2 separate regions of the Mus musculus genome follow, and region 1 is linked to region 2. Evidence: chromatin loops called from intact Hi-C (ENCODE). Cell type or tissue: gastrocnemius. All regions are shown on one strand. Each heading gives the region's core, and the rest is flanking DNA. Links, peaks and the distances in the headings are about the cores only.

Region 1 (16,290 bases), core at 3,337-11,336, 57 kb after region 2:
AGCTTTCCACGCCTCTACCTCAGAGTGCTGATATTTCAGGCTTGGGCCACTATGCCCAGTTTCACATGGAGGCTTTTTTCTTCAGTTGCCTGGAGCACCTTGTGAAGGCAGCCATCACCAGGGCATATTGGATAACCTGGGGTAGCCTCATCTCTGTGTTTTGACTCAGTGATACATGAAGGCCCTCCTCCCCAACTAGTTCTGCCTCCAGCTCTGGAATCAGGATACGGACCTGTCCTGGGGGGGGCCTCCTGTACCTCAGAACCAGCGAACAACTCTTACCTTTCCAGAAACTTCTTTTTCACATCTAGAGCTCATGCTCTCCGCAAGCTCCTGTGTCCTGTGTTTGTGCTGTAGCTGCCCTGGACTAGGCTTGGCCATCACAGCTGGGGAGGATGGCTTCAAGTATGAGTCCAGCCTGGGCTACATAGTGAGTTCCAGGAGGTCACTGTGGGCTACAGAGTGAGACTCTGTTTCCAGAAACAAAACAAACCAATACAAAATGATACAAAAAGAAGAGAGGGCGACCGGAGAGATGGTTTGGCGGTTAAGAAAGATTGCTACTCTTCCTGAGGGTTCTAGTTCATTTTCCAGTGCTCCTGTGGCATGGTGGCTCGCAACTTCCTGTGACTGCAGCTTCAGGGTGTCTGACACCTTCTCCTGGCCATCTTGAGAACTTGCATCATGGGCACATGTGCACGTGTGTGCGCGTGCACACACTAAAAATAAAGAGTAGAGGGCCGAGGTGTAAATTCACACCCTTGCAGGCACTTGTGTTCCAGCAAGGGTGATGTGGACACGTGTTTGAGTGACTGGTGTTGAGCTGGGGGAATCTCCACTCACACAGGGACCAAGGACTGTAAGATTTCTTGATTCACTGGCCACAGAAGTCAGCTCAGAATGGATGAGGACTAATGGATTAGTCCAACCTAAGACTAGATGGTGAGGAGAACCAAACGCGAGACTCCTTAGGACGTTCGTAGGAAAAAATAAACAAAATAAGCTGTCTCTTCTACCATAGGGTTAGACAAAACAAAACTGCACTAAAAAGTTAAATCTCAAGGAAAGCACTGGGCAGAAACGTGGACTCCTCAGGGGCAGCACTTCTCGAAATCAAAATCCGTGCTCAGTTTCACTTCTCCCTAGAAACCGCACCCCTCTGTGTTAGCCACTAGGGTAAAGAATGTGAGGCTGAGCTCTGTCTGCTCAAAGCGAGGCACAGGTCCCCTCAGGTTAGGAATAAAAACCCATCGGAACCTGGGCGTGCTCGCCTGCTGGATTTGACACAAGAACACACCTTTCTGCAGAAAAAGATTTTTTTTTTTGCCTTGATGAAATACTTAGTATTGTGTGGACATTTTCTTGAGACTCCAGACTCATTCATTACACACTGGAGCGGAGGAAGAGTGCTTTAATAAGACCGCTAAGCACAGGAAACGAAAGCAAGACCAGAAAACCGGGAAGGCAGGAAAGGACCACTTAGAGGGAAGAGGGGCTTGCATAGAGGGGCTGGGGGTGTGTGTCTCGTGAGGCTATCTCCAGAACTCATAAGAATACACAGAAGATGAAACTAAAGCGCTGCTAGGTGGAATCCAGGCCTCATTAAATATGGACAGTCAGTGCACGGCCATGGTGGCCCATACCTTTAATTCTAGCACAGAGGCAGTACTGTCTCTGTGAGTTCAAGGCTGGCCTGCTTACACACTGAGTTCCAGGTCAGGCAGGACTATAGAGAGAAACTGAAAGGAGGGGGGGTTGACCTCAACATTACTTACTACCAGGGAAATGCAAATTAAAACCACAAAGATATATTGCCTCATTCTGGGGAAGATGGCTGTCCTCAAAGATCTAAGTGACAAGTGTGTGTTGGGGGAGCTTGCAGTTACCTAGCTTAATTGGATGTGTGTGTGTGTGTGTGTGTGTGTGTGTGTGTATGTGTGTGTGTATGTGTGTGTATGTGTGTGTGTGTGTATGTATGTGTGTGTGTGTATGTGTATGTGTGTGTGTGTATGTGTGTGTGTGTATGTGTGTGTATGTATGTGTGTGTGTGTGTGTGTATGTGTATGTGTGTATGTGTGTGTGTGTGTGTATGTGTGTGTATGTGTGTGTGAGTGTGTGTATGTGTGTGTGTGTGTGTGTATGTGTGTGTGTGTATGTGTGTGTGTATCTGTGTGTGTATGTGTGTGTGTGTATGTGTATGTGTGTGTGTGTATGTGTGTGTATGTGTGTGTGTATGTGTGTGTGTGTGTGTGTGTGTGTGTGTGTGTGTGTGTATGTGTGTGTGTGTGTGTGTGCATGTGTGGATCACGATGGATGAGAAGAGAGTCCTGGGGAAGTCTTAGTGGGAGCTCAGGGCAAAACAATTTGCACCTTTCCCATGATGCTACTTGGCCTTCATCCTTGTGCTCAGCCTGTGGAGAACCAATTGGGGCCTCCTGCCCTTACCTGCAGGGCCCGTGGTCTTTGATGTTCCTTAGAGTCTTTCCTCTGGGATTGCTCATGAGTACTGTCCCCTGGTTCTACTGCCAGGAGGTGCTGAAAACCCCTCTTTGGATCTCCAGAGCTGGCCACTGGTCCAGGAGACCATATCCCTCCTCCATCCATCCTTCCTTCCCTCCTTCCCTCCCTTCCCCTTCCTGCTTTTCTTCCTCCTTCTTCTCCCATCACAGAGATGTCAGCTCTCAAGCCAAGCATTCCCTGGCTCCACCTGCCCCTCCGCAGGGTCATTCTGACCCTGAGACTCATGACAGGTCCTTAGAAGGGGATACTAACTTATCAGTCTGATTGCCCTGGGATGCCAGCAAATGTGGGTGTCAGTTCCTAACTGCTTCTGGAGCCTTGTGTGAGGCCACCCTCTTCTGGGGCTCTCCACTCCCTGTTTTTGTGGGTTCCCCTTTCCCCTCTGAACCTGCTGAGGAGAGGCCACCCAGCCTCTGGCCCTCCATGCTTCAGGTGTTGATTATTCTCTGCATCTCTGATGCTTCAATGCTGTGAACTCCATGCCCTGTGCTGTGCGCTCCGGGAGATTTGGAACCAAGATCTTCATTTTTCTGGCCCTTTCCCAAGTGTCTTGCCATGGAAGCTAGACTCTAAGAGGCGGTTGTGGAAAACAAGATGGTCAGGGACCATCCAGGGGACAATGATCAGAGACTGAGGAGTGTCCAGTTATCTTTGCAAGTGCAAGGCATAGTCAGTGGGGAGGGTGGGTGGAGCAGGAATGCCTGGCGTTGACTTTGCCTGAAGGCCAGAGGTTCTCTGGGTCCTTCTGAACCATAAGCCGAAGGAGAGACAGTGAAGATACCTTGTTACCCTGGAATCTCAGTAAAGATACCTTATTACCCTGGAATCTTCCCCCAGAGACTCTGGACCTGCTATCTTTAGAGGTGTCTGTTTTACAGCCCGGTGGCTGTCACTTTGCATCCTGATAAAGCAGGCGGGATGAGCTGGGATAGATAAGTGGCTACCTTTGGCTTACCTTGTGTAGATAAAGGGTGACCAGCCCATCGCTGACCCATCACTGCGGGAGGAGAAAGTTCCTTTGGGAAAATCCTTGGGTACAGAAATACCCTTCACCTTGGCCTCGTGGTCATCCTCATGTGCCTTCTTGTTGACAACAGGCAGTCAGTTAAGCAGGACATCTGGTGGGATCGGGTGACAGGGGACCGAGCTGGGTTGCCTGAGATTGAGACGCCTCACACCCAGCTTCCTCCCTGCAACCGGGCATCTCAGTGGTCTGGGTCTGACAGATCATAAGGGAGTTTGAGGTGAAGATGTCCTGGCCCCGTAATCCTGGGTCCTGAAGGTCTATGCCTTCTTAAAGGCTGAAGTTATGACAGCCAGTTTCCCATTTGTGTCCGTTCTAAGTGAACCGCTCCCGTGAACCCACTCTGCTTCTTTGGCGTCTCCTATGTGAAGGACAAGGAGAGAGACATAGGCTGGCTTCCTGCTGGTAAAGGGTTGGGGTGAAAGGGAGGTCTGCTTCCCTCAGCATCCCTGGGCGCTTGGAAACAGGACAGGGAAGTGACTATCGATGTCAGCCTGTGGGCACTCAGGCTGCGATGCCTCTGAACTCCAGGCTATAGCTGTGCCCCCCACCCCAAACATGGCTGCAGAAACAGCTTTTCTAACTGAAACTGTTTTTGCTAACCATGTCCCACCTGTTTCTGTGAAAGATGAGGGAGACACTGTGGTGTTGAGTGTGCCTGGTGCCAGAGTCACAGCTTGGGCTCTCCCATTGGCCCACTGACATTTTGTCTAATGGGGTCACCTGCCATGACTTTTGTGAGGACTATTTAATGACGAGATGCAACCCTTCTCTCCCCCTCCCCCTACTCCATCTCTACTGCTTCCCTTCTTCCTTACGGTTTTGTTTTTGTTTTTGTTTTTTGAGACAGGGTTTCTCTGTGTAGCCCTGGCTGTCCTGGAACTCACTTTGTAGACCAGGCTGGCCTTTAGAAATTTGCCTGCCTCTGCCTCCCAAGTGCTGGGATTAAAGGCATGTGCCACCACGCCTGGCATTTGTTTTGTTTTTTTGAGACAGGGTCTTACTATGTGGCTCAGGCTTGCCTTGAACCCCTGGACTGAAGGATACTCCTGCTTCTGTCTCCAATACACCATCACCCCATTACCCCAGTTAAATGCTGCTTTCCTTTCCTAGTGACTTCCTCACACAGACTAGCTAGAATTTCTGTTCAAAGAAACAACAACAACAAAAAACAACTTTCCTTGCCAATTACAGTTATAGAGTTACCCTGAAATACAACTCAAACGAGGTAAGCCTAATTGTGTGTGTGTGCACGCATGTTTGTGCACATGCATGTGTGTGCATGTGTATGTATGTGTGCATATGTGTGTGCTTGTGTATGCATGTGTGTGAGAGAGAGAGAGAGAGAGAGAGAGAGAGAGAGCACATCTCTGTGATGCATGTGTGTGAGAGTGTGTTTGTGTGGATGTACACACACCACAGTACATGCACGAGGAACTCAGAAAACCTTAGGTGTTAGTCTTTGTCTTTCGCTTTGAGACAGGGTCCTTCTGCAGTTTTCTGCTTCATATTCCAGGCTAGCCCACTAACTTCTGGAGATTCTCCCATATCTGTTTCATCTCCTGGCAGGGCTGCTGGAATTACAGATATGCACTACTTTGTGTGGTTTACTGTGGACTCTGGGAGTCCTCACGCTTTTCTCACGGAGCCATTTCCCCAGCCCTCTCAACAGTTTTCCTTTTTATGTTTCTCCTTCAAAAGAAAAAATATTTGGGGCTGGAGAGATGGCTCAGCGGGTAAGAGCACTGACTGCTCTTCTGAAGATCCTGAGTTCAAATCCCAGCAACCACATGATGGCCCACAGCCCTCTGTAATGGGATCTGATGTCCTCTTCTGGGGTGTCTGAAGACAGCTACAGTGTACTTACATATAATAAATAAATAAATAAATAAATAAATAAATATTAAAAAAATTTGTTGGGGGTTTGGAGAAATGGCTCAGCAGTTAAGAGTACTGACTGCTCTTCCAGAGGTTCTGAGTTCAATTCCCAGCAGCCACATGGTGGCTCACAACCATCTGTAATGGGATTTGATATCCTCTTCTGGTGTGTCTGAAGAGAGTGACAGTGTACTCATATACATAAATAAATTACTCTTTAAAAAATTGTTTGTATGTGCGCATGTTTTACATATGTGCCATGGTGTGTGTGTGTGTGTGTGTGTGTGTGTGTGTGTGTGTGATCTCAGGCTTTCATTCCCCTTCCACTATGTGGGTCCTGGGATGGAACTCAGGTTGTCAGTCCTGGTGGCCAGCGCTGAGCCATGCACACCTTGACTGACATTTTCTAAGGAAAGCTTCAAGCGTCCTGGATATTTCCAATAGAATTGTTTCACGCCAACTCCTCAGGTTGCTTTTCTTTTTCTTCTCTTTTTCTTTTTCTTTTTTTTTTTCGAGACAGGGTTTCTCTGTATAGCCCTGGCTGTCCTGGAACTCACTCTCTAGACCAGGCTGACCTCGAACCAGTTTGCTTTTCTATTGCTGCAATAAACACTGTGGCCAAAAGCAACCAGGGCATGAGACGGTTTATCCCATGTCACATTTCCATCACTGAACGAAGGTGGAGCAAAGCAGAGACCACAGAGGACGCCTAGGGGTAGACACCGCCCACAGTGGGCGGGGTCATACTACGTCAATCAACAATCAACAAAACGCCCTCGACCTGTGCCCTTAGGCCAGGTTAATCCTCCATTTGAGATTTCATCGGGTAACTCTAGGCTGTGCCAAGTTCAGCTGAAACTAACTCAATGTCTTTTCAGAACACGCATGCGTGTCACCTGTGTTCGGATTATCTATTCCCTAATCATCCTCTCTATGGCCAGAGGTTTCTGGGGTGACACTGAGGGCTGGTCTTCTTTGACAGTGGTGTGTGTCTGTTTAGAAGAGTATTTGCATCTTTTTGCACATTTCCCTGTTTTAAGTTCCCGGGTTGGGTGCTCTGAAAACCATTATAGCTAAGAGAATCTGGGTGAATTCAGGTGAGAAGATAGAGTCTCAGGCACGCTATGCAGGTGTTATTCCGCCGAGCCGCACCCTCAGCACAACAGACTGAGTTTTCTAGTGCACAGACGTCTACAGGGAAAAGGCTCAGAAATCCTAAGATCGGGGAAAAAAACCCGGAGCCAAGAACAGAAAGGCTTTGTTTATTCCTGACATGTCCACCAGGTGGCGCTGTCCAGCCATATATCCTTTGTCCAGGCTTTAGAGGCTCACCCCTAGGTCTGGGCCTTTAGAGGACCCCGCATTTCTATGCTGGCTCACACCCTCTTGCCAGTCTGAGACTACTGGGGAGCAGAGAGTCACTTGGGACCTTTAGGGGGCTTGGGTTTGTTTGGTGAACCGGCTTAGCTTCCCCTGGTTCCCCTATCCACACTTTTGACTCTTCTCTTCTCTTCTCTTCTCTTCTCTTCTCTTCTCTTCTCTTCTCTTCTCTTCTCTTCTCTTCTCTTCTCTTCTCTTCTCTTCTCTTCTCTTCTCTTCTCTTCTCTTCTCTTCTCTTCTCTTCTCCTCTCTTTCTTTCTTTCCTCTCTCTCTCTCCTCTCTCTCTTTCTCTCTCTCTCTCTCTCTCTCTCTCTCTCTCTCTCTCTCTCTCCTTTTTGCTTGCTTAAAACATATTTATTGGCTGGATATGGAAGCTCATGTCTTTACCAGCACTAAGGAGGCAGACGCAGGTGGATCTTTGAGGGCAGCCTGGTCTACAGAGAGAATTCCAGGATATCTGGGCTACACAGGGAAACTTTGTCTTGAAAACCAAAATGCCAACCAAACAAAAATATATCTATATTTGATTTTATGCGTATTGTCCATATGCACACCACATGTGTGCCCGGTGCTCACAGAGGTCAGAAGATGGCACTGGATCACCTACTGGTTGTAAACTATCATGTGGAAACTGGGACTTGAACCTGGGTCTTCTGGAAGAGCAGCAGCCAGTGTTCTTAAGTGTTGAGTCATTTCCACAGCCCTTTGCTTACTCATTTGAGCAGGTAGGAGCATGCATGCATGCACACATGTCATAGCGCACATGTGGAGGCCTGAGAACATGTGTGCATACATGTCATAGCACACATGTGGAGGCCCAAGGACACCTTTTCCTGGCAGTCTCAGTTTCCATATTTTAAAGACAGGGTATCTCTTGTTCTATTGCAGGTGGAGAGTGGGGACTGGTAAGACAAGAGAGAAGAGCTGGCATGCTTGGGCCTGCCCTGTGGTGTGGCCTTCTGTGACATTTCCTGGGGACACATGAATAATACCTATTCATTCCAGATAGGGTGGAAGCCATAGATCAAAGTGCAAGGCCACAGAGTCGGACTCGGAGCCTATGGGTTTACTGCACTTGCTTTCAGAGCGTGGCTCGGGAGTCGCTTCCAGGAACCTAGGGGACTCCAGAACAGCCACGCCACCAAAGCCTGACCCGAGCATGGGTGGTGGCTTCCCCAGAGCTGCACAAAGAGAGTCTTCCTTCTGCTAACTTCCATAGTCTGTATCTCCTAGCCCCTCCCAGGACACAGAGATTGTGCGGGGTTGGGAGGGAAGGGAGGGGGTCATGGCTGGGCCTCAGGTGAGGCTGGAGCGACCCTTCTTTCTCCCTTCTCTGAGGAAATGTCTGTAGTCCTTTAAGAGTCACCTGAGGTTGGTTACAACTGCTCTGATTGCCAGCAATGGCTGTCACACTCTGAGGACAGTGCTCTGTAACAGGGCTGTAATGAGGACCTGGCTGGGCACACCGGGGGCCGACCTGCAGTCCGTTCCGCCCTGACGCTGGGCTTACATAGGGTGCAGGTGTGATTAAGGAGCCCACTTCTCCCTTCCTCTCCTCACAGGCAGAATGCCCCATACTGACAAGAGTCACGCCTCTGACATTTTTGGTGAGGAGGGGCCAGGTGGCTGCTGTGAGGTGGGGTGCATCATATGCAGGTCGGCCCCACATGGGCCTCCCAGACCTCAGAGTCTGTACACAGCCTAATCTTACCTTGTCTCCTGTAGCACTCCCTCCTACCTGCTTCTGGCCCAGGACTCTGTGGGACTGCTTGTTTTCTTTGGGGGTTGAGGGGGGAGACCCCTGGCTGTTGTAGGACACCAGTGGCTGGCCCTGACCTCTTGTCATGGTTTCTGAGAAAATTGCTGGGAACAGCTGTGGGGTTGGGGGTGGACCTTGGTAGTCTAGCTGGGGTTCCTGGTGTCCTTGAACTCTGGTGGGCTTGAATCCCCAGGGGTCAACCCCTCAACACACATCCTCAGTAGAAGAGAGCCTTTCAGGCTCAGGGTGAAGGGGGCAGAAAGAAGGTACACACAGGCATCCCGTGCCTCCTAAGAGCTGCCAGACAGGGACTGGGAGCCACTGAGGGGGTCTGGATGCCTGCCATGGCTGCCACCCCTCCTGACCTGGCTGCCCAGGCAGAGGAGGGCTGCTCTGTTTGGCTCCCTCTTTTTCCTCTCAGGCCCCGACTCTGAGACATTCATCCAGGGCCTTCAGCTGCCTTGGAGGCACGTTATGCCCTGGCTGCTCCCCCATTCTGCCCTGTCCCTTGGAGGTGCCAGATGGGCTGGTCCAAGGCAGCCAGGCCAGATTCTGTCCCCTGCTCTATCCCTCCCAAGCCCCTGGGGAGCCAGGAGGAGGGCCTGGCAGGGTGGCAGATGGTGAGTTGGGAGGAGGGGCTGCCCGGCAGACGGACGACTGTCAGGACAGATGGCGGGCTGGGTAGGGGTCCGGAGCTCGCCCATCTGCTCCTGCCCCTGCAGGGGCTTTTCTCGGCACCTCCGGCCGAATTAGGATGGGTCCACTCTAAGTCCCTCTGGATGTTCTGTAGAACCTGGCTCAGTGCTGCCCAGTTCCCACTTGGGGTCACAGAGCCCCTCCTAGCAGCCCAGCTGGGCCTGGACTCTCAGTGCTGGAGGGGACCTTGGGGAAGCCCTGGCTCAGCGTGTGGCACACCCCAGGATGAAGCCTCTGTGGTAGATGGATGTTTGCAGAGGGTGAGCTGGTTTCACAAACGAGCCCTGATGCTCAGAGGCTCCAGGACACAAAGACCCCACATGCCTTAAGACGTTTCCAGGGTGACAAGGATCGGTCTGGCTGCTTCTCAGAGGCGACATCAGAACTGGGAAGGTCCTACTGAGAGGAGGAAGGGAGGAAGGAGGGTGCTCCAGAGAGCTCTGGGCTCAGACACCCACTCTCAAGCGGAAGGGCAAAAGGCCAGGCATCTAGCCCAGTATGCATCTACCTCCTATGAGGACAGTCCTCCGTCCAAGAAAAGGAGAGCTGTAGGGGTATCCTGGGCTCTGAGGTTCTAGGGGAATTTCAAGTTTGGGGTTCCAATGTTGGTAATCTCCCAAAATACTTAAAAAATTTTTTGTTTCCATTTGCAGAGTGTGGTGGTGCATACCTGTAGTTCCAGTACCCCGGAGGTAGAGACAGGAGGATCAGGGGCAGCCTTTGGCAACTCGATGAGTCCGGGGCTAGCTTGGGCTACATAAGACTCTGTCTCAAAAAAATGCTAAGAAAAGAAAATCTTCTTCTTGGTTAACCCTGCCCTGGGCTTCTGGGGCACGTGTTCATTTCCTTCTGCCCTGAGAACGGCGGTGTGTGTCCTGGCACCTGCTCCAGGGGCACAGCCAAGGCTCAGCTCCTCCTCTTCACCCACCCCCTGGCTCCCCTGCGTAATGCCAGCTGTGGGTCCCCAAGATTTCACCTCCATGTTGGGGGCCTCCTGTTACCCCCTCCACCCCATGTCCCTGTATCCTTTCAAACTCTAAAAGTCAAACCATGAGCTATGCCCTTTCTGTCTCCACTCGGCCTCTGAGCTTCTGGATGGCTTTCGGTGGTGACCCACCATCTCTGAGCTTTGATTCCTTCCATTGGGATGGTCAGACCCACCTCTGGTGGGCTGTGGGACTAAGCTGAGTCAGCGTTCTGGGGATCCCGCAATGATATGGTGGAGACTCTGAGCTTTCGCTGAGATTATTAATGACCTGACTTTTCTTAAATTTCATTTTGTAGAGTAGGGATTTGAATGGCATGAATGGGGCTTATCCGGCGCGCTTGCGGTCCTCATCCAGATGTGGGGCTACTTCTGGAGCCCTAAGGAACCATCCCTGTCACTCGCCGCCCCACGCTGCCCCCTGGCGGCAAGCCCTGGGCATTGCGGCCGTCACTACGCCACTCTACGGAGATTGCAGGGAGTATGCTACTCTTTAGGTCTCATCCTCTCGTGTCTGGTGTCTTTGGGGTCCTTGTCGGGAGTAGGCATTAGAAGTTTCTTGTTTTAGAGCTGAAGACCCCTGTGCTGTGCACAGAGGGCGTGTGCTCCACCAGTCAGCCTGTCTCTATTCTGTCGGGCTGCCGCAAACACAGGTACACAGATTTTTATTTGGACACCTGTGTTATTTGTTAACCTCGTTCTCCTGGACACCCCCATGTTCCTAGCTGCTTCCATGGCAGCAACGTGGCTTTCTGTCACAAGGCTCTGCCTTCCACCTTTTTCCGTGTCCCCTGCGTGCTGTCTACATAAGAGGAAACCAAGGTTCTGGTATCTCTGAGCCCTCTTCCCACTATGGCTCTCCTGTCATGGGGCCTGATGTTTCCCCACAGTCACGGCAGGGGTGGTAGCACCCCTCCCTGTCCCCATGGACAGCTGCACCTCCTGTCCTCTGTCTGTTCCCTTGCTCTTCCCTTCCCTATCATTGTCCTACTGCAGTAGCTCTGGAGTCTGCAGGGCTCCGCAGGGGGATTTCTTATTCTTACAGGGGGGAATCCTGAACTCCTCTTGTGGAGGACTTGTAGGGGCTGTCTACTTAAGGCCAGGTCACTGCTGGCATGGTGCGTTGCTGTGGTTATAATTACCATGGTGATTCATGGTCCCATCATACGGCAAAGCCCAGACCAGGGTTTGGCAAAGTTGCTTATGCAGAAACTGGTGTTTGGTCTAGGCTCTGGGGTTCACAGGTTAGACCTGGTGCTGGGATTTGGAGGACCAAGGGACCAGGGGAAGACACCCTTGCAAGGAGAGTGGTATGCACACACACACACACATACACACACACACACACACACACACAGAGAGAGAGAGAGAGAGAGAGAGAAAGACAGAGAGACAGAGAGACACACACAGAGAGAAAGACAGAGACAGAGAGAGACAGAGAAAGAGAGACAGAGAGACAGACAGAGAAAGACACACACACAAAGAGAGACAGAGACAGACAGACAGACAGAGACAGACAGACACACACATACACACAGAGAGAGAGAGAGACAGAGAGACAGACAGACAGAGACAGACAGACAGACAGACACACACACACACACACAGAGATAGAGAGAGAGACAGAGAGACAAGGATTGCTCCAGAAGTGTCTGCCTCCTGTGGCTTCTTCCCGTCTCCCCATACCCCAGCTTCTCTGTGGCACCCTAAGGAAATGTGACAACAATACATTTATTTCTCTAAGCAGAGTCCTAGGCTGGGAGAGGCCTTCCCCTCACACGGGTCTTTGTGGCTCCCGGTTGGTGTAGAAGCAGAGCAGCGGTGTGGCTTCTGCAGGAGGCTTTCCCCTGAAGCCAGAGGCTCTGATTTTTGAAAGCTGTGCATGTGCACAAATGTATGTGCACACAGGTATACTCTGTCCTAGTTAGGGTTACTATTGCTGTGATGACATACCAGGACCAAACAAGTTGGGGAAGAAAGGGTTTATTGGTCTCACACTTCCACATCATAGTCCATTACTAAAGAAAATCAAGCAGGGCAGGAACCTGGAGGCAGGAGCTGAGGCAGAGGCCATGTTCCTTACAGTTTGTTCAGCCTGCTTTCTTATAGAACCCCAGACCACCAGCTTTATCTGGGCTTTCCCACATCAGTCACCAATTAAGAAAACATCCCACAGCTGGAGCTTACAGAGGCATCTTCTCAATGGAGGTTCCCTCCTTGCAGATGGCTCTAGCTTGTGTCAAGGTGACAGAAAACTATCCAGCACACACACACATGCAGAAGCACACACACGTGTGTAAGCTTGCAAGCCTCCAGGGGGACACACACACATTTGCACATACAAGCCTGCAGACATATACATGCAAACACACAAATATGTATGTACAACAGAAGCACAAATGTACATACATGCGTGTACACACATTCACCTGCATAAAGCACGCACACTTGCACATGCAAGCACATGTACACGCACACACACAGGCACACACACACACACACACACACACACACACACACATACTGAGGCACATCAGGTGAACAGAAATAGTCATTTGTTGCATCCTCTCAGGCTGTGGGAAACCCTGAGAGTTACAGAGTTTCACGTCTGTAACTTTTTTGCTTCATGTTCATGGGCTCCAAGAGAGCAGAGAGGCTAGGCATCCTGTCTGAGACCACACAGCTGCAGTTGTCCATAAACCTGCAGGCGTGGCAAAGTGGGGCACACACCATTCATGTTGGTGCAGTGGGGGCTCCCTTCCCGGAAAGGGACCCTCTGAAAGGTTTTGCACGTCTCTCTCTTGGGACACTGGGCCTGGAGAGAAGCTGCGATTGGCTCATCCTTGCTTGACCACTCTGTTCTCATCTCGGGCAGTGGCTCCAGACAGTCCAGCGTGTCCTCTGATGTGTCTGTCTCACATCTTTCCATATGTTCCCTAGATTGGTACCAGCAGATGTCAAAGGCTCTTCAGGGTACTGCGGCCACCTACATTGTACTTGTTTGGCAGAGTCCTGCTGGTCAGCTCTTCTGGGAAATCCACTGCAGGAAGGCATCAGTGACCGGGGACCCTTGAGCCTTTGTCAAGCCTGCAGTTTGCTGGGGCAGCAAAACCTGTGCTGGAGTATGCACACAAAGGCTGGGCCGCATCCTTAGTTGAGACGTCAGCGGCTGACCCCTGCTGTCCTCTGCGGAGCCCTTCGCTGTCCGTCCTGGTTAACCAGGTATTGATTGCCCATCAGGCCCTTCCTTTCCATCTCATTTTCAGGGCTAATGGCTCTGCTGCCATTGATCCATGTTAGGGCGTATCTTGATCAACTGTCTCCTTGTTACACCCAATGGTGTCTAATATGCATGGTCTAATCCTGGGTCACAGGTGTCCTTCTTCTCTTCCGTCCTCTGTAGCGCCCTCTACATGCCTGTGTCTGGCTCATTTGAATGGTGGTGACAGACCAGCTGGCATGGGCCAGCTTGGAACAGGTGTTTGTCTTCTGTGGTCCTGGGCCAGGGAGTCCTTGACCAAGGTGCTGGTAGTTCCCAAGCCTGGGGATGTCTCAGCGTGCAAGATGGCAACTCTTGTTCTCACAGGTAGTTATCTCTGCATGAAGCTGGTGTGTGTGTGTGTGTGTGTGTGTGTGTGTGTGTGTGTGTGTGTTTTAAAGTCCTCTAGACTTGGAGTTACAGGTGGTTGTGAGCAGCCCCATGTGGGTACTGGGAACTGAATTTGAATCTTCTGCAAGAGCAACAAGTGCCCACAGACACGGAGCCACGCCCAGGGCTCTTTAATGATGGTCTTAATCCCAAGCAGAGGAAGAACCTTCATGACTCAGTTTCCCTGCCAGACCACATGTCTTAATGCTTATGTGTGGATATGCTTACAGAACGGATTTGGGAGGGACACAGAACGTGCCACCCTTCCTCAGGCCACCTCCCCCCCGTCCCCCGTGCTCTACACAAGTCTTTCCCTTCTACTGTCCCTTCCTCTTCCTTCCTGACTCCAGTCTCCTCTCTCAGGGGTCCACCATCTCCGTCTCCATCTTATAAGGGACAGGGGTGGGACTTCTCTTGGATCAGGCCAGACCCTGTTCTTCCAGTACAGAAGGTAGAGGGAGCCTGTCTGGTGGGAGGGCCGGCATTTCAGGGCTCCCCACCACCCTCCACACTGGACCTTATATGCAGACTTTCCATTCTGACCAGGTCCAGGAAGACGTGTGGCTTATCTGTGAGGAGACCCACAATTCCAGGGAAAGACCTGCTCCCCTCTGTGCTCCTGTCATGGAGCTGAGTGGAGACAAGCCAGAAAGATGCTTCCTGCTGGAGGTAACCCTGAAAAGGCAAGGCTCCCCATTGGGTTGGTCCCTGACCCTGCCTCCTGCAGACAGCAGCTTGTCCTGTCTGCCTTTTACCATCCTGAGTTCTCCTCATTTCTCTGGAAAGCCGTGGTGGGCCAAGGACAGGTGCCGCAGAAGGTGAGTGGAGGCTGAGTGTTGTCTCTCATGTTCCTTCTGTCTCCAGCTGTGGTCCTTCCACTCCCCTCCAAAACTCTGCTTCAAGCCCCACTGAGCCTTAGACGTTAGTACTTAGGTGGGTCTCGGAGGGTCCTAAGGTTGGAGATTCACCATAGTCCTGGGTGACCGTACCCAGGTCCTTTCCCCCCATCTTTTCTGCTGTGGTTTGGGGTAGGGACTCCCAGCCTCTGAAATACACCAATAGCGGCTGATCTACCTGCCTCAGGCCTACTCACCCTCTACCCTACATAACTGCCTGGGGTTCCGTGCAGGTAGGGCAATGTGGGAGTGGGACTGGAATGGGTGGGGGAAGGTGAGCTGGCCCAGGGTAGCAGGAGGCAGGTGGGGGTTCTTTCTCCTCACCCTACTTACAATGCAAGGTGGGTGACTCCCTGTGTGACTAGGTTGCTATGTAATTTATCAAACACCTGGAAATTAAGATAACTGGCCAGTGGCTTCCTCAGTCACAGGATGCAGCTGGGAAAGGCACTGGAGCTTGTGGCCACAGCCTAGGGCAAAATGCCTTGGGAGTGCTTCGTCAACACAGGTCAGGGGTGTGTGCAATCCCTGGTCTGGAGTGGAGCTTGCAGATTCTCACTGATGGCCTGGGGATCCTGCTTCAGGAATCCCCATAGGACTGGGGAGGGACTTTGCTTTTTTAAAGTGTTGACATCATCAGGGTTCTAACCCCAGAAACCATGTCAGCTCCCAGAGCCCCTTGAGAATGGGGGTGGGATGGGTTATATGTCTCTGGCCTGAGGAGGGCTGTGGCCTTCACTCAGGACCAGGACGCTCTTTTCCTGGATCACAGGGACCCTTGTCACCACCACCCCTTGGCGTGCACTTTCCTCCCCTCCTGTTCCCCCACCCCTCCACCATGCCTGCCATTACATTAGCGAGCATGAAATATTTACCTAACGTGGCTTTTTGCAAATATCCCTTCGGTTATTGTCCCTTGGTTGGGAACATAAATTGTGTACCACATGCAAGCTGAAAGGTTGGGTGTTAAATAATACAGTACGTGTGAGCCTGTGGGGGCCAGATGCTGCCAGTGTGTGCAGCCTCCCGTGGACAGCCTAGCAGGCTGGAGGACCTAGACATGGGATGCTGGGGCCAGGAGTGAGCAGGCCCCCTTTAGCGGTGGATGGTGGAAGCGACATTTCCAAAGCTTCCCACTCAGAGGCAAACTGCGGAGACCCTGGTAAGAATGAGAAAAGTTTCCATACCCTTTCCAGATGTCCACCCTACCTTACCCCCATGGCTTCCTTTTGCTGCAACCCTTTCATAAGTCCCTCTTATTGTTGTGACCCCCAACCATAAATGTATTTTCATTGCTACCTCGTGGCTGTACTTTTGCTACTGTTACGAATAGAAATGTAAATATCTGTATTGGAGTCTCGACCTATAGCCTGAGAACTACTGTCATAGAAAGACACCTTTCCTTCCCACCTCATCTGCCATGCCCATCTGTGAGGAGACAGCATCTGATTTAAGCCTTTTGAGGAAATAGTTTGGGAAATGGGGATTATCCAGAGACTTTGG
Region 2 (10,147 bases), core at 2,148-10,147:
TGCGTCCTCTAGATTCGCCAGAAGACAGGGCGGCCCCACCTCCCAGGAAGACTCGGACAAGCCTGGCTCGACGGGGGGAGGGTGGGTCCTGCTTTTAGAGGAGCGAGCGGCCGCCAAGCCACCCTGCGGGGCGGGCAGCGGGCTGCGCACCAGGCCGGTCGGGCTGGGCACGGGGGTCGCAGCCCGAGTTGGAACTTGGTCAGGTGGAGCTCATGGCCGAAGGGGCTCGGCAGGGTTTCCATCCAAGAATGCGCAGTAGAACTTTAGTGTTTTCCTTCTTCCCCCTTTCTTAAAAGCAAAAGCTGTAATTTATAGTCCTTTTCGATTCTGGGAGTGCTCTCCACGTGAACTCGACGTTCAGACTCCGCCGCAGGGGGCGGGGGAGCGCGAGGTGGAGCGGGAGCGGCCGGGGACCAGTGTGCCCCGAGACCATCTGCGTCCCTGGTCCCGGCCCACTCCGGACCGCGCCGCGCGCAGCTCGGACTCAAAAGCACAAATCTGTCCCCGAGCCTACAGTCGCCGCTTCCAGCAGGGATCCTGCGGCCTCTCCACCCTCCCCGCCCTTAAAGGGCCAGCAGACGCTCTAACTTCCAGGGCTTTTGGAGGGAGGGGCTCTAAGCTCTGCTCGCGGGACAAAGCACAGACTTCAGGGGCTCTGGGCTGGGCTGAAGGAGCTTGGTGATGGGGAGGGACTGAGAGGGACGTCAGCCTCGTCATCTGCACTCCCGGCTTCCCATCTCCAGACTCTCGGTCTCTCTTTCCTCCAGACAATTTTTTTTTTTTTTTTGCCTTTAAAGAGAGGGAGAAAGGGAAAACGGTGTATTCTACGTGTTTTTATTATTTTTTTATTTTTTGGAGAATCAAACTGCGCCTAAAGAGAAGCCCCTAGAATGGGGATTTTTATCTGCTCATATTTGTAAAACTAGTATTTTCGACTTTGTATAAAGAAGCTCTGTTGCCTGTGTCTGTCTAGATGTCGACCCTATTTTCAGATGAACCTGTTTTGAAGGGTGCATCTGTGACCGAGTGGATGTAACTCCGGAACAGGAGCTCCCTATCTGGCTACCGACTCCCTTTCTCTTCTCTCCTTCCTCGTTTGTATCTTCCTTCCCTCCAACCTTCCTGATTCTGCCCTCACTGCCCTCGTCGTCCTGCCGTCTGTCCATGGCCGTCGTGTGTGTCTCCTTAGCTCGCTCTTGAGAGGCTGACTTGGGGGTGGGGGTGGGGGTGGGCAGGGGTCGGGGGCCACGCGGCTCAGAGTCTGTGGAGCCTGGGTGTTGGGTTTATGAGTTCTCAGCTATGTATAAATCTCCAACTGATCTCTGCCTCGGCTCAAGAGTGAACCCTTGGTACCTATCTTGGGTTGTGAATGTGTCTGTATCCAGTATCACTTTTTACGTGTTTAAATATATGCTTTGTAAATAGACACGTGTCTTGGCTTCATTATTTTATTTATTTCCCAGAACAGGGAAGAGGTAGCCTGGAAAGGCAGGATACTTGCCTTTCTGACTTGATGTCCCTCACTCCACTCTCATACTCTCAAAAAGGTCTGGATTCCCGACAAAGGCCGGTTCCCAACTAGGACACCCCTCAGTGAGAGTGAGGGGAGCTGGGTTGGGGAGGGAGCGAGTCGTGACCTTTCTGAGCTTTTCCGCGAGCTGTCTTCATTGCCGGCTTAACTTCTTTGGGATGCCGGCAGAATTGGAGACTCCTGAGATGAAGTGTGCGCGACCTCTGGGCTCTACTCACTCTGAGGGAGGATTCCCCCCAGCGCTAAACACCCTTCCATACCAAACTTCCATAGCTCCTGACAACCAGGAGCCATGCTGACTCCCTCACTGCCCTTGACCCGAGCCTGCTCCTCAATGCTGTCACAGGACTTGTGCCCCAGACCCCTCCAACCTCACCAGTGCTCCCCGAAATGCAGAGTCTCCGTCTATTGATTGAGGAATTGAATTCGCGGCTATTGCTAGGCAACTGCCTGCTTGGAGCCGGCGCAGAGCGCGCTGATGTGATTAGTGAGCTGGGAGCCGCCGACCCTCAGCCCCGCGCTCCCACCACCAGTCCCTACGGCTTCTTGGACCCTAGTGTTCTTTCGGGTAGATACCACAAGGTTGGATGAGGGGCTGCCGATGGAGAACATAGCATGGGGTGATGATGGTGGGTGTTCTCAGTCTTCTAGGCTGCAGACTTCTCAGCAGAGAGGCGGGGTCCTGAGGCTGCAAAGGCGACCCATACTCCGGATTCCCAAAGAGGACCTTACCAGTACTGAACCTAGTTCCACCTCCATATTCCTGGGTAGACGTCGCTCCCTTGCAGAAAAAGCTGTAATCCGTGCGAACACGCAGAGCCCAAGGGGAGGGAGGGGGGAATACGGACCAGGTCACATCTTTTGCCCTTGGCCCCACCTTCCTCCTCCAGCTCAGTGACCTGCGTGGGAGGCTGTGGGTCAACGTCTGTGGTCCGGGGTTGCCAGAGCAGGTCATTGAGTGTCCAGTTGAGCGGTCAGCTTGTCTCAGTCGCCAAGAGGTCCAAGGTCTGTTTCTTAGGCCACCTCAAGGTGCTCTGGGTCGAGCAAGCTCTTTACTGGGCCCTCTGGAGGGCGATGGCCATCAGGGAGACAAGAAGGCACTGTGACTGTGCCTGGTGACTTCAGCAGTAGCCCCTCCCTCAAATATAGGTTGGAATCCCGCACCGACCCTTAGGGATTTCTCCGCTTCTTTGGTCACCACCAACTTCAACCTGGGTTCAGGGCTTCCTCAGAGAATTTTCTGGGTGTATTCTCCTTAAGAGCAAAGCACGGGTGTGAGGACCCCTGGCTCCAGACAGCCTTCGTTCAGACAGATCTCCCTCCGTCCGTTCTCTTTGGCAGGACGTGTTAGAGCCGCTGTCGGAGCTGAGCCTTGCCCAACACAAACACGGATTGAATGGAATACTTATGGCTCTACTTAGAGCCGGTTTTTTTTTTTTTTTTTTTTTTTTTTCCCTGACTCTTGGATGCTCACAGCGCGCGGCTCTGACGAAGGCCCGGTGCTGTGCCCAGGACGACAGTGGTATGCAAGCCTGCTCCACTCTCTGCGGATGCATCCACGGCTTTTTTCTTTTCACCAAAAAGTCCTTCAAGCCAGGGGCGGCTCGGATTCAACGGGATCCCAAGGTAGGAGCGAATAGGATCACGAACGGGTGCCATCAAGGATGGAAATTTAGCTGACAGCAGGGAGAAGCAGTAGGCAGAGGCCTGGACTTTCTTTCTGCGGCCGCAGACGGTTCGGCGGGTGGTTACTCTGAGCAGCAGGGGTGTAGACAGTGCAACTGAGTTTACCACAGCACGGGACAGCGGGGGATTCCGCCCTCCTCCCCATCATCATTTAAAGTCCAGCGACACGAACTTCGTGGGGAGCGCGCGCCCTCTACAGGCAACGGCGTCAGCCCCTGTCCCAAGTACACCCCTCCCCCTCTCTGGTTCACGTCTGATAGACGTGAAGAAAAGCCTTCTTTCCTCTTAACCGGCTTCTCCCAGCATCACCTTTGTGCCTTTGTGAATCGGCCTCGACCCACGCAGGCTGGACAGGAGGGAGGTGGTGTTCACTGGCCTAGAACCCAGCTGCACCAATCGTACCAGGTGCCCTCCACTTGGTGTCAGTGGTGCCTACTCTAGGATGGAGGTGGATTGATTAGGTGGTCAGACTAGGAACACAGAAATTAATAAACATCAATGTAGGCCAGCCCCGCCCCCTCAACTTTGGTCTGGAGACCTTGTCCCTGTAGACATAGATTTTCAGAGAGCCTAGCTGGCCAATGGGGCCAGCACTTGTTCCTGTCCTGACCTGAGGTCTATGATCTAACTGCCCCTATCCACCTTTTCAAAAAGAAAAGAAACAAAAGGCACTGAAGACAACAAAAGGGAAATCAAATCGTCAGCTGCCTGCTTTGCAAGAAACAAGGAATGGGTTTCCCTGGCTGGAGAGATGGCTCAGATGGCTCAGCTATTAAGACCTGCGTTCGATCCACAACATCCACCTGGAAGCTCAAAACCCGTAACTCCAGTCCCAGAGGATTCACCATCCTCACAGACATTCATGCAGGGAAAACACCAATGCACAAAAATAAAAAGACATACGTTTTTTTTAAAGTCGTATCTCTGCAACAAGGTGTTTCTATCTGTAGTGTTGACGCCTCCCCACAGCCTGACATCCAGGCCTGAGTCCCAAGCAGCCTTTCTGCCAGGAGTGGCCCATCTTCCCCTACACTTCAGAGGAACTCTATTCTCCTGGGAGGCCAAAGGAAATTTATGAATAAAATTAATGTTGAAGAGAGTAACACAAGTCTTGGGCTGGGGAAGGTTGTGTAACAGCCTGTCTTCCCTTCATCAGTTGTGGGGGGAGAGTCAAGGTGGCCCCTGACCAGATGTTTCCTGCCCTTCTCAGAGCTTCCCAACATGGTACTGTGGAGGTGAGAGTGTTGGTTTTACTTTTATGTACTCTGTAAGGGGGGAAAAGTGAGTTACTGTGTATCTCAGAAGCTCGGTGGTGGCTGGAGGCCTGTAAACATCCCACTTGCCCAGTAATTAGCCATCATTGTCCCATAATGAAGGTTACTACCAGCATCTAACAACTGCTTCTCACTGCTGTCAGACAAATATAAACATCCTTGATGGGAGTGTGTGTGTGTATATGTATGTATATGTGTATATATGTGTGTGTGTGTATATATATACATCTACATGTACATATACATATATATGTGTGTGTATATACACACACATGTATACACACATATATGTATATGTCAAATATATATCTTGATGGATATATATATTTGATGGATATTCTTGATGTGTATATATATGTATCAGATATATATGAGTATATATCTGACTATGAACATGAATATATTATATTATATATGTATATATATATATAATATATATCTTTCCCATTAAGCCAGTTTTTCTCAAACTTGGCTTCTTGGATATTCTGGGATGGTGGACTTTTGTATGGTGGACTGCCTTGTGTGGTTCTGTGGCACTCTTGGTCTCTGCTACATGCTGGTAGTAACCTTCATCATGAGACAACCTTCTCCAGACACTCTTTATGCCTCCCACTCATCAGCACTCTCTCTCTCTCTCTCTCTCTCTCTCAGCTACTTCCAATGTTCCCCCCCACCTTGTTTGGTGCTGCAGCTAGGCCCATGTCCACAGAGTGCTGTGCCCCATGACAGGGGAAGTGAAAACTATTTTGTTTATATGTATTAGTTACAATGCACACCAAGCTAACAAGTTTAAAAATACATTTGATACTGAGAGTAGCAAAAAGAAAAGTGTCCCCCCTGCAGATTTACTGCCTTTCCCCTGCAACACAAAGTAACACCAGTCTAAAGGTCCTGCACTCTAGGCTAGTGTCACTAGAAACCCCTGAACTGTGAGATTCATGTGTGTAAACACAGCTGTCGCTGTCTTATTCTAAACCTTTCCCCAGTCCAACATGGGCTTCCTGGGCAGTCATTCCCCTGAGAGCTGGACTGTTCTGTTCCAACAGATTCTAAGCTTTTCTGGGGTGGTAACATGCCCACTCTTGCTAACCCTCTATGAGGGCAAAAGTTTCCAGTTTAAAGAGGTATACATCACCGGGTAGTGGTGGCACATGCCTTTAATACCTGCACTTGGGAGGCAGAGGCAGGTGGATTTCTGAGTTCGAGGCCACCCTTGGTCTACAGAGTGAAATCCAGGACAGCCAGGGCTGCAGAGAGAAACCAGTCTCAAAGAAGGGGGTGGGGCATACATCAGTGACTGGCTTAAAAACAGATAAACCAAGCCAAATGACTGATGCTGGCTCAAAGTTGAACATTTCCTTCTGGATAAAACCTTGGGGTCAGAGCTCTCTAATCAAGGTCAGGATTTGTAGTATACCCAAACAAGGGGCACTCTTTTTGGCACCAAAGATTTTTTTTTTTTAAAGTCAATGCTTCTGAGGAAAAGTACATAATGGTCGCTTTTCCTATTAGTTGTTGAAGCAGACAAAAGGGGGCTTGTAATTGTAATACTAGGAAAGCTGAGGCAGGACGGCCAGAAGTTCAAGGCTAGAAGACACCCTTATCCTGAAATCCACTTGGCATGAAAATGTAACACCTAACACCTGGAACCCTTATGAAACGAACCTAGTCAGGTGCCTAACTACCCATGTGTGTGTGTTTGTGTGCTCGCATATGCGCATGCACACCCACCTACCCACCCAAGAAAATGGGGAAGAGGGGCTGGTGAGATGGCTCAGTGGGTAAGAGCACCCGACTGCTCTTCCGAAGGTTCGGAGTTCAAATCCCAGCAACCACATGGTGGCTCACAACTATCCGTAACGAGATCTGACTCCCTCTTCTGGAGTGTCTGAAGACAGCTACAGTGTACTTACATATAATAAATAAATAAATCTTTAAAAAAAAAAAGGGGAAGAGAACAGCAAACATAAAAACCAACTACTTTATTTATCGGTAAACACGAGAACTTGACTCAGAGCGAATGGCGCTGCTCCAGTGGGGCTCGCGCTGGCGCACTACACACATGTGCTTTGTGACATAGACCACTGGGGTCACAGCACCAGGAAAAACACACAAGAAGGCAAAGTGGCTGAGAGGAAAGGATTTGTAGATTTCAACTTTGGGACTGACGTAACCAGTAAAATAAAAGGCACCAAATTGGGATTTGGAGACTGGCAGCAGGGGACAAAGGCCAGTCAACCCAGATCCCCAAACAGGGTCACTTCTCCAACAGCTCATGGGACCCCAAAGAGACGGGGAGGTGTTTGTAAAGGCAGTGTCTGGTACAAAGGTTGCAGACCCTGGCTGAGGGCAGGGAGGGACATTGATAATGCAGTAGGCAACCCTTTCCCCTTTGTTACCCACTTCCTGGCCCTGAATTCTTCCCAGTACGTAGCTCCTGCTGCCAGTAACATGGTCCCCTGGCACATCACAGGCATCTCTCAGGAGCTGTGGATATGGGTCTGCCCCAAAAGGCACAGCATTGAGGTTGGTTTGGTTACACAAAGACCATCTTATTTGGTGTGCAGGGTGAGCTACTGGGGTGGGGGTGGGGTGCACTTTGAAAGTGTGGCAGGTCCCAGACACCTCAGCCCACTGTCTGACTGGTTTTAGAAGGGGAAACATTTCCCTTCAAGGCAACTGGAGTGAAGAGCCCACACCTGCTGGCTGATCAGTCAATGGCAGAAGCAGAACCAGGGTTTCATAGCACCCCTACTTTTTGGCATCACAGACTCACTGACCAGATTGTCACGGCCCACCGTGATATCCCAGGACAGAAAATCCTGTCATCGGCCAGCAATCTGACAAGGTAGTTTCAAGACAGTTACCCGGGATGGGGGACAGGGGAGAAGGCATTTAGAAAGGGGCTCAGCACTAGACTTATCTCCTAGGATGGGAAAGAAATTAGGGGCCCCCTGCCAGGTGGGCTCCTAAACGACCCCACCACACAAATGGCATAGGGCTATTGCTTCTCAGCGAGGGAGGAAACACAAGCTCCCAAATGTGGGAGAGGATTGTCAGGGAATATGGGACCCAAGAGTGGCCCACTCACCAGGCGGAGCTCTGCACCAAGACTGACTATAGAAAATGCTTCCACAGTAGTTTAGAGATGTCTAGACAGGCAGCAGGGTGACAGGCCCCCACAAAACACCTGCATTCCCACACTGGTGCCACCATGGTGACTTATGGGGTCCTAGTAATAAAAGTCCAACATGAAGGAAGATTGCTTGCCCAGGACTCCAAGTGCCTACATCAGCTTGCTCTGGGTGTCTAGCCTGCTCCTTCCCCAAGCCCAGGAGTGTCAGACCTCAGAACTAGGGTGCAATTTAGTGGGCCAAAGCAGGGGTATGGGTCCAGACCCAGAGAGGAACAGGGTCACTTCTCACTGGGGCTTGAGCCTGCTTGAAGGAGGCAATAAGGACATGGCTCTCTCTATTCCCAAGTCCAGAAGCACCCAGGTACACCTTAGTGCCAGGACTCCAAACCCTGACTGGGCTTTGGGACTACAATTGCAACTAGAGGGGACACCACACCACGGATAGAGACTGAAGATTTCCGCAGGGTCCCTGAGCCCAACCACACAACTAATTAGCCTTTTAAAACTGAAGTTATAGCCTTACTTGCAAAGCATAGAGTGTCTCCCTCACCAGAAAGACCCTGCCGTGGCTGGATGTGGGAGAAGGCCCTACCAGCCCCACCCCTCTCCTCAACGGCCTGGGGAGGGAGCTGTATCAGTGCCCCCCCCTCCCCAATCCACCTCACAGTAGTTGGCCAGGGAGGGGAGGGTCTCACTAGGTTAAGGAGGGATGTGTAGAAAGGATGCTATGTCCAAGCAGGTAGCTTTTAAGTCAGTGGCCACCCGGCTTTCCTGAGATGACAGGACAGACTGAAGTGGAGGCCCAGAGAGGTAGAATCAGCAGGAAGCCATTTCCCAGCCCTGAGTCTCAGGACAGGGCAGAGTTGGCCCCCAGGTCAGGCATCAAAGCAAAACCAGAGACTGGAAGGCAGGTCTGGCTCGGGCAATGGTCTCAATAATGCCTCAAGTTGAAGAAGCCCACGCTGGTGGGCGACTCCTTCACGGTGACAGTGATGAGGTTGGCTGTGACATCCGTGACAAAGACGTGTTCGATGAGACTGCGGGTAGGTTTCCAGTCCTGGCTGGTCTGGATAGCTACAGATAGGTTCTGCGCAGCACTGGGAAGCGAGGTCGAGTCAGGGTCCGAGTCAGAGCTACTATTCTCCTCTCCCGTGCTCAGCTCAGACAGCGCAGGTGGCTTTCGGCCTTCTCCCGGGGCTGTGTGGCCCTCCTGCCCGCCGGAGGCAGCGACGCTTTTAACGGTGTCCCGCTTGACGGAAGGGGCAGGCAGAGCCGTTGCCTTGCAAGTCAGCTTTTCCCCTTTGTTGTTGTCTGTGGGAGCGTTGGTCATGTTTGCTCCTGTGGGGCCGCTCCCAGGACCTTTCCCTGTGGCTGGGTTGGTAGCAGGAATAGCCTTGGCTGGGGCATGGCGAGCAAGCAGGCCCACACCAGGCACACCGTTCTTGACGCTTTGCAAGTCAAGGACCTGAAGGCTCAACTCCTGAGTGGGTGCCAGCTGAGCACCTGGGCTCCCCGAATGGTTCCCTCTCTGCTGCTCTGCAGCTCCGCCACCGGGGGCCTTCGGGACCTTGCCTCCTGCGGGGCTCCCCCCTAGCTCACCCCCCTTCTGCGTCCTCACTTTCAGGTCTAGCCCGAGACCGCACTTGTTGGTGGCCTGGGCCTTGAGTGCCAGTCGGCTGGCAGCCTGAACCTGACTCTGGCTCATGCGGTTCATGTAGTGTACGATGGAGCTCTGCCAGATGCCGCCTCTGCTGGGGCTCCCGGCCATGCCTTTCATCAGACTGGCCAGGTTCTCTGGGGTCGCCATAGTGCTGGGGCCACCACAGGCCTCTTTGGTGTGGGCCTTCAGGGCAGCCAGGCCTGCCACCGGAGCGCTGAGTGGAGGGGGCAGCTTGGCGGCTGAGGTCCCCAGATCCTTCCTGGTGGTCTTTAGCACCTTGGCCAGGCTGACGGGTCTCCGAGCTGCCTTCTGTTCTGGGGGTAGAGGCTTGCGTCCCCGTTTCTTTCTAATGGGATCCTTCAGCTCTGGCTTGGCTACCAGGATCTGGGCTTTTTTCTGAGGCACTGGATGGGTTTCACGGCCCCGGGGGCCTCTCTTGGAGTCTAGGTCGCTGTCGTCTTCCTCTTCGTCCGAGGAAGAGGAGGAAGATGTGGAGGAAGAGGACGAACTGCTGGATTTGGATTTGGATGGCGCATCTGGTTCCTGAAACGGCAAGTAAGCTGGAATCAACGCCTGCCCAGGCAGCACCAGGCATCCCGCTGCCACGGCACCAGGGCCCTCCAGACCCCAGCAGCCAGGAAGGAATGACCGATGACCATGCTTGTGGAGAAGGGCGAAACCCGTTCAGTGGTAAGCACAATTATAGGTAAACTGGCCTCTGTGCGTAGAGAGAATTGTATGGATGCATCATCTGTCAATTAAAAGGCCTATGGCCAAAGGCTAGGGTGAGAGAGAGGATTCTGGGATGGAACCGGGAGGGAGATTAGCCTTTGCCAGGATGATGTAATGAGTCGGAGGCA

Evidence for each region. A loop is a pair of places that touch in the nucleus more often than their neighbours do. Peaks named below come from ENCODE experiments on the same cell type or tissue, not always from the same donor. Only the 100,000 strongest peaks of a DNase experiment are listed, where the experiment ranks them.
Region 1: a loop joins it to region 2, with 10 times the contacts of the local background. A loop is called at or near these places in 1 of 42 quality-filtered maps.

The regions. Positions count from the first base shown.
Region 1 is chr11:118,966,043-118,982,332 of GRCm38, reverse strand. Gm35710 (a long non-coding RNA gene) reads left to right here. Exons shown (of 6, transcript XR_880341.2): 2 at 13,183-13,464; 3 at 13,646-13,828; 4 at 14,438-15,949. Among named protein-coding and RNA genes, the nearest start is that of Gm35710, 9.1 kb to the left of the region's middle. In gastrocnemius, for the core only: a CTCF peak has its summit at 10,663 (motif pointing left); DNase peaks (open chromatin) are centred at 7,866, 9,166, 10,164, 10,661 and 2 more places; H3K4me3 peaks cover 618 bases.
Region 2 is chr11:119,027,582-119,037,728 of GRCm38, reverse strand. It overlaps Cbx2 (chromobox 2), which reads right to left. Exons shown (of 5, transcript NM_007623.3): 5 at 6,454-9,830. The coding sequence ends at 8,559. It also overlaps a transcript of Cbx8 not described here. Among named protein-coding and RNA genes, the nearest start is that of Cbx8, 8.3 kb to the left of the region's middle. In gastrocnemius, for the core only: a CTCF peak has its summit at 3,412 (motif pointing left); DNase peaks (open chromatin) are centred at 3,402 and 9,272; H3K4me3 peaks cover 401 bases.